Regions from separate parts of the Homo sapiens genome. Here region 2 is linked to region 1. Evidence: chromatin loops called from intact Hi-C (ENCODE). Cell type or tissue: breast epithelium. All regions are shown on one strand. Region 1 overlaps STIM2 (stromal interaction molecule 2). Region 2 has its middle 43 kb from the start of CCKAR.

Region 1 (8,000 bases):
CCCCTAGGGTAGTGAAAGTGATTTGTAGTTTCTTACAATATTCTCAATAAGTAAAAAGGCTTTTTAAACCCTTGTTTGAAGTTTTTGTCTCCTACTCAGCACACTGCAAGTTGCACAGGCCCATGTTTTCTATTACTGTCTTTTTTTTCTTTTTTAAAAAATCTGATGTTGGATAACTAGATAATCTTAATCCCCCTTCTTTATTCCTATTGTCCAGCAATACATCTCTAACGTTTTCATTAATGACGTGTATGTAATTTTTGCTCTGTTTCCCTGATGCCTTGAACCATTGTCATGTTTAGCTCTTATTTCTGCTTTGCCACACATATTCAGACTGTATTAATCCTCGCCGTTTCTTTCTTCTGGGTACCACATTAAGAAAGAAAAGCTAAAGTGCAATTATAGGTACCCCTGGCTATTTTTGAATTTGCATTTGTAACTATACCCTCTGATGTTTATTCCGTGTTTGTTTGGGGTCGTACGCTGTAGCTTATGCCTGTAATCCCAGCACTTTTCGAGGCCAAGATGGGCAGATCACTTGAGCCCAGGACTTCGAGACCAGTCTGGGCAACACGGTGAAATCCCATCTCCTCAAAAAATACAAAAAAATTAGCTGGGCGTGATGATGTGCGCCTGTATTCCTGGCTACTCAGGAGGCTGAAATGGGAGAATCACCTGAGCCTGGGGGAAGTTAAGTCTGCAGCAAGCCCTGATCAGGCCACTGCACTCTGGCCTGGACGGCGGAGTGAGACCCTGTCTCCAAAAAAAAAAAAAAAAAAAAAGGAAGAAAAAAGTTTGTTTGGTTCTAGGTCTGTTACATATGGGTCCTAAAAAGAACTATAGAGGGTTAAAGTGAGAAAGCCAGTCGTTGGTGAATATGTCTGTGTGTGCATAGAGTTTTAAACATTATTTAGTGACTGTTTTGTGCCAGCTATGGTATGAGTAACTGGAAATATAAAGATGCTGAAATTGACTATTTAAAAACATTTATGTATTTATTTATTTTTAGAGATGTGGTCTCACTCTGTTGCCCAGGCTGGAGTGCAGTGACATGATCATAGCTCACTGCAGCCTCAAACTCCTGGACTCAATCAATCTTCCCGCCTTAGCCTCCCAGGCTGTGAGGCACCACAGATGGCTAATTAAAAAAAACTTTTTAAAATGTAAACCTGAAAATTGCCTGAGAGTGGATTGCATAATCTAAAAATATGAAAATATGTATAAATATTTTGTTTCTTAAAAGGCCACTGCTGTGGTAGCTTATCTAGTATCCTTGCTACATTTACTGAAAATATATGTTAGAGATATCTGCACTGCTATGTTCTTTTCAGCATTTTTCACAATAGCCAAGATATGGAAACAACCTTAACGTTCATCAATGAATGCATAAAGAAAATGTGATACATACGCACTTGCACCATGAAATATTATTCAGCATTAAAAAAGAAGAAAATCCTGCCATTTGCGGCAACATGGATGAACGTGGAGGACATTATGCTAAGTGAAGTAACGCAGCCATAGAAAGACAAATACTGCATGGAATCTGAAAATATCAAACTTACAGAGTAGAATGGTGGTTACCAGGGGCTAGGGAAAGGAGTAAATGGAGAGATGTTGAAACTTCAAGTACAAAGATTCAGTTATGCAACATAAATAAGTTCGGAGATCTAATGTACAACAGTGTGACTGTAGTTAATAGTGTCATATACTGTAATTGACATTTGTGAAGAGGGTAGACCTTAAAAGTTCTTAACACACCAAAAAAAAAAAAAAGGTAAGGATGTGATGTGATGGATTATGTGAATTAGCTTCATTGTGGTGAATATTTCATAATGTATGCATATATCAGATCAAATTGTATACCTTAAATATATCTACTTTTTGTCATTATGCCTTACTGAAGTTATAACAAAATATATGTTAGAATATTTAATGGAAGTTTTTGTTATACATTTGCAGTATTAAAAAATAAGTCTCCCTTCCCCCTTCTTTGGAACAAAGTATAATTATAAATAACTATAATTTAAAAAATTTTTAACTGATATATGATAGATGTACATGTTTTCAGGTATCATTCCTTTTTCACTCTTTTGTATACTTTATTAAAAAACAAGCAAGCAAACAAAAAATTTCAGTGAGTCCCATGTGCCAGACACCAGTTGGGTGTTTGGAATTTCAAGATCAGTAAGATATTCACCCTAGCTTGTAGTCTACTAGAAGGCATACCCACTTAAAGGGTGATGATACATTGTGATAAGGGTAAAAGGGCCTAAGGCTATGTGCTGTATTTTACTGAATTGCAAAGATGGAGTTACTAATTTTGATGTGGAGATGCAGGTTATTAGTAGGTTATTAGTGAATCCTTTTTTTTTTTTTTTAAATATCCAGAGTAGGAAGTATGTGCCGAGAATGTATGAGTTTGTCAGACAGAGAAAGGCATGGTGGAAAACCATAGGTGTGAAGTGAGGAAGCTGGGTGGGGAGTGAGATTATTATAGGCATTGACATTTGAGAATGCTAAATGTGGTTGTGAATTACCAAATACCCAGGATGACAGAGTCAATGCTGGGCCTGTTCGCAGTGCAGCAGCATCCATATTTGCATGTGGGATTTAAATTTTTGCCAGGCATTTTGTATGTTTCATCCAATTTAATCCTTAGAGAATCCCTGTGAGGTTATCTCCATGAGTTAGTACATATAACAGAAATTTAGGATTGCTCTCAAATAGTTCGTACTTTAAAAAACCCCCCTGTGCCAAGGATCTTTATGTTAAAGCATAAGGTATATATGGAGTTGAATCAGGAAATGAGGCTGGAGAAGTAGCAGATACAAACATTGTGATTAATGTTACATTGTAGATCTTTATTGTCCAATGGCCTTATGAGTTTCTCCTTCATTTACTTCTGGTAAATAACAAAATTTTGCTATTAAATATTCTGAAATCTTGGAATATGACTCCTATAAAATATATCTGAGGCCCAATAATTTGTCCTTTTTAAAATTAAACTTTGACTCGATTTGTTCAGTTTGACTCGGCTTTTCAGTAAGTGCGTAATTTCTGTTTGTGCTTTGTTTTCATAAATACAAGGATGACGGAATGTAATTTTTAAGAAGCATAGCATCTTATATCTTGAACTTTTATCTGGCCCATAAGTCTGTTTTCACCCTTTTTTTTTTTTTTTTTTGGTAGAGACAGAGTCTGAGTATGTTGCCCAGGGCTGATCTCAAATTCCTGGGCTTAGGCAATCCTCCCACCTCGGCCCCGCAAAGTAATTAGATTATGAGTGTGAGCTGCCATGCCTGGCCTGTTTCCACTTTTGTATAGTGTGATGAAGAGCATAGCCTCTAGACTAGGGCAGGATTTCCTGAGTTTGAATCCCAGTCTGACAGTGGTTTTGTAATTTTGGGTAGATGATTTAGTCTGTTAGTGCCTAAATTTCCTTATCTCTAAAATGGGATGCAAAGAATAAATGAATTACTCTGTGTGTGCTTAGAATAGAGCCTGGCAAGGGTAAGTATTCAGGTATTATTGACTTAACCATTATTCTTTTTATCTATAGATACAGAGGTAGGATAGTTGTAGAAATGTGCTTTGATTTATTGAGTGTTATTAAGATATTTTATGTTGCATTTAAAAAAGTATGAAGACATAGTTTGAGGCAGTTAGTTGATCTAAATAACCGGACCATGAGTGGTCCGAGATTAGTTAAAACTCTGTAGAAATATGAAGCTAAGTATAGACAGTGACATTGAGAAGCAGTGTGATATTAAAAAAAAATTAGTTGTATCATAAGCCTGAGTCATTTTGTACCTTTATTATTTTATATGATTTAAAGATTTAAAGCATTTTGCAGTTGAAATGTTAGACTTTAAAATCTTTAATTTCTGAGCTTAAAGGTTTACTATAAAAAATTTAGAACATACTGAAAAGTAAATATAGAAAATACATCTACTTCAACAGCTAAAAATAACAAAGATAACATCAAAATTTTGTTTTTTACAATCTTTTATAGATATGTATGCATATTGATATATTTAATAATAGGCTCATAGAGTGATTTTTTAAAAATGTGAAATTACTTAGTAAATATTTGAATGCCAAGTATATTACAAGCATATGATAAGTATTGGGGACACAAAGATGAATGAGATTGAGGTTTTTGTTCTCATGGAGCTTGCATTTCAGTTGGGAAGATAGAAAATACAAATACTATTTTGAGTTGTGAGAAATGCTATTGAGGAACAAGAGAGACATAAAATAGAAAATAATGTGGGGTACTTTTTAATTTAGGTAGGCTAGTTAGAGAAGGCTTCTGAGAAGGTCACATTTAAGGTGGCATCTTGAAGGACAATAAAGAGCCAAGTCTGAAGAATTGGGGAATAGCATTCCACATGGACAAAGACTGTGAGGCAAGAAAGAATTGGAATTATTTGAAGAAATGAAAGAGTATCATTTTGACCCAGCATCTTGAGGGAGGGGGAATGTTGGATGAGATCTGGCTATAGAAAAGGGAAGGGCTGGATGGTACAGAGCCTCATAGACCTTGTTACCTTGTTTGGGTTTAATTCAGAGGGTAACAGGCCGGGTGTGGTGGCTCACACCTGTAATCCCCACACTTTGGGAGGCCGAGGCGGGCGGATCACCTGAGGTCAGGAGTTGAAGCCCAGCCTGGCCAACATGGTGAAACCCCATCTCTACAAAAATACAACGATTAGCCAGGCATGATGGTGAGTGCCTGTAATCCCAGCTACTTGGGAGGCAGGAAAAACTCACTTGAACCCTGGAGGTGGAGGTTGCAGTGAGCTGAGATCGTGCCATTGCACTCCACTCCAGCCTGGGTGACAGAGTGAGACTCCGTCTTTAAAAAAAAAAAAAAAGTCCTTTCCATTCTCATCGCTACTGTGTTAGTTCTGAACTAAATCATTGTGGCTAGATGTGGCCAGAGCAGGGGGGCTCTGGGTCCCTTGTTATTTCCTTGTTAGCAGTAGCCCAGGGTAACTCTGACTACTTTGTCCAGGAAGCTCATGGGGAAGCACAGACATACTGGGTGTGAAGTTTTGGTGATCAGACAGGGCTTGTTTCCTGCAGGGCACTTCCTTAGTCATAAATGAGAGAGACGCTCATGTCACCACTCTCTTCTGCCATAATGGCTTCATCCAGCTCTTGGGACAGCTTCTGGAGATGCTGAATTTCTGCCTCCACAGGCTCTAGGTCACTGTCAGACTCACTGGGAGAGCAGAGGGGCTCTGTCAAGGGGTAAGGGGCTCTACAAGGCAGACTCCCGCCTCAACCGCCGTAGTGGGTGGGTACGTGAACCCATCCGGGCAGAGAGGCAGTGATGCTCCTTCTCCCAGGGGTCTGCGGCTGAGTGGACAGGGGCGCCTCCAGACAGCTGGGTGCTCTTCTGGCTCAGGCTGTGAGTCAGGGATCCACTGCTCTTCTGTGCCCCTCTCTTTCTCCTCCTGGCCTTCACCTGAGTCTCCACCAGCCACTTGGTGTCAGGACTCCTGGATTCTCTGGGACTTGGCACCTGAGGTACTCTTAGCTGAGCGAGCTGCAGCTTGGAGGCTCTGCTGCCCTGGCTCTGGGGTTTCCAAGTGTTTGCAGGAGGGGTCTCCCCAGAGATTGAGGTTGATGGCTGTCAGGGGCAGCCTCCTTTGGAACTGTCTGCACAGGGAACCCAGGGCTGCGGCAGGGGTCTCCTGGATGGCTGGCCACAGGCTGCAGCTCCTTGCTGTTCTTGAGCTGCTCCTGGTACTGGAGAGATCTCCGGCGCACAGAGGCCCCTACACCCTGCCGCTGAGAAGCCATCTGCCTGCCCAAGAGTCTTGTCTGACCACTAGGGCCCAGCACCCCCAACGTCTGCCCGACGCCAAGTACTGTAAAGTACTTTTAGGAAGAACTGTGGCACATCTTTATTGGTGACTGGTAACTTCTAGTGGACAAATGTTATAGGATCAGCTTTCAGTTCTTCATTTACATAAACCAAGCAGTTATTGTTAATATATTACTCATTTTGCTTAAGTATGAACTCTCCTCTTTTAATGGATAATTTCATATCTTTTCGAGTTTAGGGAAATAAAAGAATGGGATTATTTAAAAGGTTACAATTATATTTGATTTATAGTCTCACAGATTTTAAGAACATTAAAAAAGTGCTGGTTAATATGAAATTGGAAGTAGTAAAATCAGTAAGTATTAGGCATAGACTGTGAGGTTACATTGTGCCACTTAGTTGTGGAGGATATTTATTAAACAAATGTTTGAATGTCTGCTGTGTGCTAGACAGCAGACACTTTTTAGGTACCGGAGAAGTAGGAGAAAACTAAACTAATGAAGGTGCTGCTGTCATAATTTTACTTTTAATGCTGTGGTTATTTGTTGGGCAAATGTAGTTTTGCTACATGCAGTATGTGATCTTAGAATAAAATTGGCAGCTTCTTCGTATTATGATTGCTACGCGTTCCAGTACTCACTAGTTTGCAGATTCCTTTAATTGAAGCTGAATGGCATATTGGTTTTATTGATTAATCTTTTAACTCATAGTATCAGTTATACAATTCACAATGATAAATCTCTTTGAGTTTTATACAAAGCATATCCATATTCTTAACTTACTATCAAGTTTAACTTAGTGTAATCGACCTAAAATTAGAACTCAGATCTATTAACTCCTTGTTTTGTGTTATTTTTGCCATATGCTATATAGTATTTTTTATGAGATCTGTTCAAAAATCTTATAGAAATATGCACATATGCCGGTCCTCTGAATGTAACCAAACTTATATATGAATAATCTATGATGAGTTGTTTAAACGTGTTTATAAAATTATCTGGTAACTTTTATAGTGTACTAAAAATTTAGTTTTACGTTTTGAAGTCTTTAAGTTTGTTTTCAAGCAGGTAGCTGGTAGTCATGATAGATTCATCATAAGCCCTAAATATGTTAATAATTAGGATTATTTTTTCTTTATATTCTAGATTAGTAAAGGAGTAGGAAGCCTGTATGTGTCTCAGGCCTCTAATTTATCATATAACAACGTGAGAACACTCTGTAGGAATGAAAAGATAATAAGTCTTTGTATTTTGTCAGTCTTCAAGATTTCTAGACAAATGGGAGCTGTTTTTAGTTAAATACAAATTCCCAAGCAAGACATGACATATTTATAGACAATTCCTTTCTAATTATTATGGGGATGTTCTTGAAAAATCTTATACTAGCAGAATTTCAAATTGAAAAACAGACCTTTGGGAAAAATAGGCTTTAGAGATACTGTAGCCCCACAAAAGCCCTTACTAATATTTATATTCGCTAAAAGAAAGTACCATAGTAATCATTTGCGTGTTCTGAATTAGTAATTCAGAAAAGTTAGTTTCCATTTATCATCCTTTTATTATTAGGAAGAGTTCAGTGTTTCCTTCTGTAGCTTATGAGATGTTTGAAAAACCATTTTCGCTTGTAGTATATAGTATGTACACAAAGGAGCATATTAGTGGCTCAGTATCCAGTCCATGGAAAAGCTAGATGTCTTGTTTTTGTTACTTGGAATTGTTGATTCACATGTCTTGGGGGTCCACACAGTCTCAGACATGTTGACTGATTTGGATGAATCAAATGGAAAAGGTTTGGGGTAAACTTATTTAAGAAGTCTTTAATTTCTCCGCTACTATGGATGAAACCACTTCAGTAACAGGGTATTGGTAAAATTAGAATTCTTCCTGTAGAGCCTTTATATTAAGACATGAAGATGTTAGACAGTCTCTCCTGGCTCTGTTCCCACCACTTAGGTAGGTCTTTGGATCGTAGCACTTCCCACTTTTGAGTCACAGGAATACACTTTTAAGGTCAAGTGGACTTTACCTAGGTTTCCTTTAACTCAGGGTTGCATTTTAAAAGTCTTAAAACTCGCCCTGCCTTGCTTTACTCTTATCAATCTCTAGATCCCTTCTTTTTCCAGTTACTCTAACATAAAAAGTCTCACAATAGTGGAAATGAGAAA
Region 2 (8,000 bases), 340 kb before region 1:
CAGCCTTCTTGTGCCGAGGAAGATTTCAGCACTATGCATGGGGGACACGGTAAACAGCAAAATTAGCAACAAAAAACACGCACAAAAATGTGGAATAATGCGGTGTTAAACAGATCATGAAAAGGACTATTGTCTACAGTATTGAGACGGGAGAGTTCCCTTGACTCTGTTGCAGGACTGGCAATAGATGTGTAGCTTGTTTATCTGGCCCCTTGTGGGAAGGGGAGCAGACAGTTGAGTGGGTGCAGGAACCAGGGTGAGCACTTTCGGGCTCTGCCCCACAGCAGCATTTAGGGGTGTGTTACAATTAATGCTCTTTTAGCTTTGCTGTCCGTAGACAGCTTAAGTGTTAAACAGCTCAGTGAAGAGTCAGTGTGACAGCCTTTTTGTATTCCTGCACCCAGCGCATCCCAAATTCTTGTCCTGCATCCAGGAAGAATCAGGTCACATGAGTGGTTTCAAAGATTATGAATGTGGAGGATTTTATTAAGCAGTAGAAGTGGCTCTCAGCAGAAGGGGAGCAGGAAAGGGGATGGTGCAGGAAGAAGGTGATCTTTCCCTAAGCCAGGCTGTCTGCAGTCGGGCTCCTCTCCAAAGCCGGGCCGTCTGAAATTAAGCAGCATCTATCCATAGTCTCTGATGCTCAGTTGCTGCTTCTCCTCTCAATGTTCAGCTGCTTGTCTCTCTGCCAGCTGAGGTCTGGGGTTTATATGGGTACAGGATTGGGGAGTGTAGCAGGCCAAAAAAGTAACACTTGGGCAGGAAAACAGGGATAACTGTTCTCATTTAGAGCTGTGGTTCCAGGCTTGAGGGTGGGGCCTTTGCCGGGAAACCACTCTCTTTTACCCAGTATTTCCCTGCCTCCTGTTCATATCAGTACGAGAGCTGAAACTAGAAGGCAGAGGGTTGCTTTGTTCCACCTCAGCTGTGAACATGCACATGGAGTGACACCAATATTTTGCCACTCTGTGCATGTCCACGGATGACTTCAAAAGCACCGTGAATACTATTTTGGGGTTACAAATAAATTTTAGGGAGTAAGTAAATTCATAAATAAGAAATCTGCAAATAATAAAGATCCACTGCATATGATTTGTGCTAAAATTTATTTCACACTTTCTATAGGGTAAGCACTATGTCAAGTATTTTGTGCACATTTTCTCCTTAAACCTTTACAATAACCCCATTAGGGAAGTGCTATTGTCATTCGTAGGGACAGGGGGCAGGGAAGTTCTGGGCAGACGAGGGCAGGTCCCTGGCGAGGGCCCTACCCTCAAGCCTGGAACCACACCCTAAAGTGAGAACATAACATTCCTGTTTCCCCGCCGAATGTTGCCTTTTCCAAAACTATCCATGGCCTGCCCCACCCCATCCTGTGCCCATAAAAACCCCAGGCTCTGCCAGCAGAGAGAAGAGAGGAGAAGAGGAGAGGCAGTAGGACATGGGAGACTGTGGTTGGACTTCAGAGAGAAGCAGCTTGACTTCAGAGGGATGGCTTGACAGCATAACTTCAGTGAGGAGTCCAGCTGGAGATGGCCAGACTCTGGGGAAGGTTATCTTTCTACTCCATCCCCTTTTCAGCTCCCCTTCCTGCTGAGAGCCACTTTCATCAACAACTCCCTCTGCTTCTCCACACCTTCATTTTATTGGCTTTCTCCCTTAAGTGGGGAGGCAGGTGATGGTCCCAGGACATCTAGGGCTGAGGAGGTGTATGTAATTCTGTGGTTCAGAATTAGGAAATCCACCTACCTGCAGACATGTTGCAAGTCATTTTTTTTTTTTGAGACAGGGTTTCACACTGTGACCCAGGCATGATCACAGCTCACTGCAGCCTCAACTTCTCAGGCTCAGATGATTCTCCCACCTCAGCCTCCCAAGTAGCTGGAACTACAGGCATGTACCACCATGCCTGGCTAATTTTTAAAATTTTTTTGTAGAGACAGGGGTGGTCTTGCCATGCAGCCTAGACTGGTCTTGAATTCCTGGGCTCAGGCGATCTGCCCTCCTGGGCCTCCCAAAATGCTGGGAGTACAGGCGTGAGCCACCATGCTCATCAGTTGCTAGTATTTATCAGCAATAAAGGCGATACTTGGGCTCAATCTGCCTGTCTCCTTTGTCTCATTATTTTATTTTATTTTATTTTATTTTTTGAGACGGAGTCTTTGTCTGTCACCCAGGCTGGAGGGCAGTGGTGTTATCTCGGCTCACTGCAACCTCTGCCTCCTGGGCTCAAGTGATTCTCCTGCCTCAGTCTCCGGAGTAGCTGGGATTCTGTAAACCTGCCACCATGCCCAGCTAATTTTTGTATTTTTAGTAGAGATGGGGTTTCACAATATGGTCAGGTTGGTCTCAAACTCCTGACTTCAAGTGATCCGCCCGCCTCCGCCTCCCAAAGTTTTGGGATTACAGGCGTGAGCCACTGCACCTGGCCCTTTTGTCTCATTTCTCAATTAGTTCAGAACTTCAGGACCCTGACACAGGACAGGAGCTGATCAAATCCACTGGAATCTGAAACAGCTAAAATTTCCATCCCTGACTCCTGAAATTATCTGAGCTGCCCATTTTTCAAACACATCCAGTTTCCCAGCAAAAGGACATGCTTTGTATGGAAAACAGCGTGAGAGAAACCACTCAGTAGGTTCCAGTCACCATTCAGACTTGGCTTGGGATTTTTGTTGTGTTAACTGCATATGCCAAGGTTTGGCTTAGCATATCAGGACCATCCGTTTCACTGTCCTCACGTATGCAGACTTGACAGGGCTTCCTGGTTATGTCAGGGCAAAGTATTATCCAAACAATGACAAGGAAGACAATTGCCTGCTGCAAGCTGGGTATATTTTCTTTGTTTTATTTCAGAATGATCAGTCTACCCAGGGTACTTTATATTCAGAAAGGATCTTCCCAGAAAGCCGTAGGCAACATTTACATTTTGGTTATGTTTATACAGGACTGGATTTGGGAGTGGCTGAAAGGAAGTAAAATCTAAATCTCACTTTTGTTCCTGGCTCTTAGTTTACCTTAAATAAGCGATATGCTGCCTACACAGTAAAAGCATCCAACACAGAACATGAAAGGGAAAGACTGGGCTAGATTTCTAGCAAATTCATCCTCTTGTTCAAGCTACTCTTTAAAGTCATTTGTTAATTGCAAACATAAATTTAAAACTGTTACTTTATTTATTCATTTGCAGTTTGGAAACAGGTAGAACATCTCTGTTCTAGAATAGAAATGAAGGCAGACCTTTCTCGCGGAACGTTTTAAACTGTCTGTGCATGGTGCTATGCCAGGTGCTTTCGTAAGTAATGTTCCATTGAACTCCCACAATAACTCTATGAATTGCATAGTCTTACTTCATTTTACTGATAAAGAAACTGAGGCTCAAACTTGTTATGTAACCTGCCCACAGCTGCCCAGTTAGGAATGGGATAACTGGAAGGAGAGTCCAAGTTTCTCAGACCAGGAGTAAAATAAGAATTTTTGTTTGTTTGTTTTTTGAGAAGGAGTCTCACTCTTTCACCCAGGTTGGATTGCAGTGGTGTGATCTCGGCTCACTGCAACCTCCACCTCTTGGGTTCAAACAATTCTCTTGCCTCAGCCTCCCAAGTAGCTGGGATTACAGGAGCCTGCCACCACACCCGGCTAATTTGTTTTTGTTTGTTCGTTTGGTTTTTTTTTTTTTGAGACGGAGTCTCCCTCTGTCGCCCAGGCTGGAGTGTAGTGGCGCGATCTCGGCTCACTGCAAGCTCCGCCTCCTGGGTTCACGCCATTCTCCTGCCTCAGCCTCCCCAGTAGCTGGGACTACAGGCACGTGCCACCATGCCCGGCTAATTTTTTGTTTTTAGTAGCGACGGGATTTCACTGTGTTAGCCAGGATGGTCTCAATCTCCTGATCTTGTGATCCGCCCGCCTCGGCTTCCCAAAGTGCTGGGATTACAGGCGTGAGCCGCCGCGCCCGGCTCACACTGGCCAATTTTTGTATTTTTAGTAGAGACGGGGGTTTCACCATGTTGGCCAGGCTGGTCTTGAACTCCTGACCTCAAGTGATCCACCTGCCTCAACCTCCCAAAGTGCTAGAATTACAGGCATGAGCCACTGCGCCCAGCCTAAAATAAGAATTTTTTTAACTCCTTCAAAAGAATGACATATTGGACTACATTTTTTAAAAATACAAAAAAACTTTGCAAAACACCTTAAGTAAAGCAACGTGTCCAGAATCTCCACATTTCAACATGAGGTGCTGGACCATCTATGCAAGACTTACAAAAGATACTTCAAAAAACTTGTTATGTGACATCACAGTGAATGATTTGCAGAGTCGAGGTTGAAGATCTTTAGAGAGAATCACATATGCTTTGCATCTGTCTTCCTTCCATGATGATGGGGAGGAGAGGGCTGCCTTCCCACCTCAAGCCAAATGTGAGAGCTTGGCATGTACCCTATGGAGTAAAAGAAACACAGGGATTTAATACTTGTTCCACTTCTGAAAAATTCTGCAGGCAGGTGGTTGGATGAAGTAGCCAGATGTGGTTCAAGTAGAAAGGCCCATACTGGCAGCAAGCTGTACCTCACTGATGGGAGCAGGGATGCCTCCTGGGAGATAAATTAGGAGAATTCAGCTTGGGGTCAGCCTGAACTCCACTCAACTCTCTGGAAGCGTAATGTGACCCCAACAGAAGGAGTGGATGGTCAGATGCCTACAGGCTTTGGAGGAATTATAAGTAGCCAGCCAGAGTGGGGAATTCTCCACATTAAGGAAGCTGCAATCACAGGGGACATATTTGGGGAATTCCTGACAGCACCCTAACAAGAGAAAGAATCAGCTTTGGGAATCTCCATACAGTGGAGACAACGCTATGCATTCCAACTCCCAGGCACAAAGACCACATTTCCCAGCTGCCCTTGCAGTTCGGTGGGCCTATGTAACTGAGTTACAGCCAATGGGGGATGGGCAGAAGTAAGATGAGAGACACCTTCCCACCTGGCCTGGCCTTAAAGTAGATCATCCTACAGGATCCTCCATGCCTTTTCTCTTTCCCCACCAACAGTAGAGCAGGAAGAGGTCCTAGAAAATGAAGACACCACAGGCTGGGGTTTTGAATGAGTGTAGCCGAGTCCTGTGTCCTCTTTCCCACTCAAAGGCTGATGCATGTTGCCTGTGACAAGGATGAGAATAAACTTTCACTGCGAAGTCACTCTAATTTGGGGTTATTGTTATTACATTAGTGTGGATCTGATTAATACACTCTGACACCTACCATTGTCAGATTCCATCTGTGACAAACAGCTAAAGCCTTTGTTGCTCCTTAGATCTCCCCACCACACCCACCCTAGCCCGCCAATCGTGGAGAAGTCAGAGGTAGACTCTGTGTGGAGCCTGGAGGAGAGGAACTAGCAGAGACAAGAAGCAGCAGCTAGCCATGCCCCCTCCCACAAGGCAGATTTCCAGTGAGGTTGTGAGGAGGAGAGAGCTTAATTAGAATAAGAATATGACAATTTTAATATTACTCTGGGCTAGATATTTGGGCTAGTACAATAAGATCAATCTTGTAATTAAAATTACCAAAGGCCTTTTTATTACTGTAAACATCTGGAGAAAAAATTATGAGAGTAGCTTACAGTTTTATCCAGGACAGAAAAGAGCTGCTCCACAATGAGAGGAAAAATAGCGTTGTTTTTATGGCACCCTATAGAATCAAGCTCATTTAACATAAAGGTTAGCATGTTTAGATTGTTTCCAGTTTTTTGTTATAAACAATGCTTCAGTGAATAATCTTGCACATACATATTTTTATTTTTACAGGCATGTTGAGTAGAACTGCATAAATTCCTGAAATCGGAACTGCTGGTTCAAATGATGTATCGTGTGAAATTTTGATTATTATTGCCACATTGCCCTCTATGAGGTTGCCCTCCAATTTAGCACCCTGTGGTTGTGTGTGAGAGAATTGGTTTCCCTACACCCTCATCATAGAATTGTATATTAGTTTGCTATAACTGCTGTAACAAGTTACCACAAATTGGTGGCCTAAAACAATAGAAAGTGATTCTTTCACAGTTCTGGAGGCCAGAAATCCAAAACTAAGGTGTGAGCAGGGCTGCACTCACACTGGATATTCTAGGGGGAATCTTTCTTTGCCTCTTCCAGCTCCTGGCAGCCGTCATCATTCCTGGGCTTCCTGGGCTTGCGGCCGTGTCACTCCGATCTCTGTCTCTGTCTTCACATGGCTGTACCCTCTCCTGTGTAATCTCCCTCTGCACAATCTAACAAGGACACTGGTCATTGGACTGAGGGCCCACTGCAGCCTCAGACTCTGCGGCTCAAGGGATCCTTCCACCTCAGCCAACAGGCTTGGCTAATTTTTGAAGTTTTCATAAAGACAGGATCTCGCTATGCTGCCTAGGCTGGTCTTAAACCCCTAGTTTCAAGTGATCCTTGTGCCTCAGCCTCCCAAAGTGCTGAGATTACACGCCTGGCCTCAAGATTCTTATAAGGTAACATTCACATATTCTGGGGATTAGGACGTGGACATGTCTCTGTGGGAGCCCACCATTCAACACACTGCAAGCTTATTAAAACTTTTAAAGATCTTTACCAATCTTAAAGATCAAAAGATAGTATCTCTGTATACAGTTGACCCTTGAACAATGGGTTTGAACTGCATGAGTCCACTTATACTCAAATTCTCTTCTGCCTCTGCCACCCCTGAGACAGCAGGACCAAGCTGTACTCTTCCTCCTCCTCCCCAGCCTTCTTAACATGAAGAGTATGAGGATGAAGACCTTCAAGTGATCTACTCCCACTTAATAGAGTAAATATATTTTCTCTTCCTTATGATTTTCTTCATAACATTTTCTTTCCTCTAGCTTACTTTATTGTAACAATGCAGTATATAATACATATACAAAATATGAGTTAATTACTGTTTATGTTATCAGTAAGACTTCCGATCTACAGTAGGCTATTAGTAATTAATTTTGGGGGGAGTCGAAGGTTATATGAGGATTTTCTACTGTGCAGGGTGGTGGCGTCCCTCATGCCCATGTGGTTCAAAGGTCAACTCTAGTTTTATACTCCTTTCTTAAAATGCTCTTGTCTCTTGAGTTCTGTGACATCACTCTCTCGGGTTTTCTCTCCTGGCTGCTCCTTCATCATATCTGCTGGTTTCTCCTTAGTCTTCATGTTCCTCCCCAGGGTTTTCTTTTCAGACCTCTTATCTCCTCTATCCTCATGCGTTGCCTCCATCTGATCTCAACCAGGTCTTAAATACCACATTTATGTGCCCACAGTCCTGCCTTCTCTCTCCTATTCCAACTTTTCTCCTGCACTCCACACTCGATATCCAAATTCAACAATCCTGCTTGGATGCAGTGCCCTTCTGAGCCACATTGGAGCCTGAGACAAAAGAAGGCATGTGAGCTGCTATATTCCCTTATCCAAATTTCCTCAAGTATTTGAAACAAAGTGGAAAAAGGAAATAAAGCTCTACATTAGAAAAATAAAATAAAGGCTATATGTAAAGCCTTGTATTGCCTAGCCAATAGGCATTCCACTGTCAATTCTCACAAAAGAGTGAGATCTCATGGCCTCATGGCCCAGGAAGCTCAGGGTGATAGAAATGACTGTTCCTGTTGTGCAATAATAGACGGTCATAAAACAAACCAACCAGTCTTTCTTTATTTTAAATTTTCATAGTTTGTGCAACATCAATTTTTTTACATTAACTTTGATTTTTAAAAATATTACATTCAAATATTACTTATATCAGTTACTGAGTTTTCGGTGGTCTCTTGTATTTTGTGTCTAAAGCGAGTACCTCACTGGCTTTACCCCGATCCTGGCCCTGCCTGATATGTTGAAACCAAACTCTTGATTCTTCACCCTACCCTAACCCCAACCTCGAACTTGTTCCTCTTTGTCTCCATAACTGTTAACTCATTTTTTTAGTTGCTCAGGCCAAAACGATTTGAATCATTCTTGACCCTTTGCTTTCTCCATACTC

What was found. Peaks named below come from ENCODE experiments on the same cell type or tissue, not always from the same donor. Only the 100,000 strongest peaks of a DNase experiment are listed, where the experiment ranks them.
Region 2: a loop joins it to region 1, with 13 times the contacts of the local background. A loop is called at or near these places in 1 of 110 quality-filtered maps.

The regions. Positions count from the first base shown.
Region 1 is chr4:26,868,539-26,876,538 of GRCh38, forward strand. The region is part of intron 1 of STIM2 (stromal interaction molecule 2); the gene reads left to right. It also overlaps the pseudogene PIMREGP4. Among named protein-coding and RNA genes, the nearest start is that of STIM2, 12 kb to the left of the region's middle. In breast epithelium, no CTCF peak of the experiment used is centred here; DNase peaks (open chromatin) are centred at 3,283 and 4,995.
Region 2 is chr4:26,528,997-26,536,996 of GRCh38, forward strand. No RefSeq gene overlaps it. Among named protein-coding and RNA genes, the nearest start is that of CCKAR, 43 kb to the left of the region's middle. In breast epithelium, no CTCF peak of the experiment used is centred here; no DNase peak of the experiment used is centred here.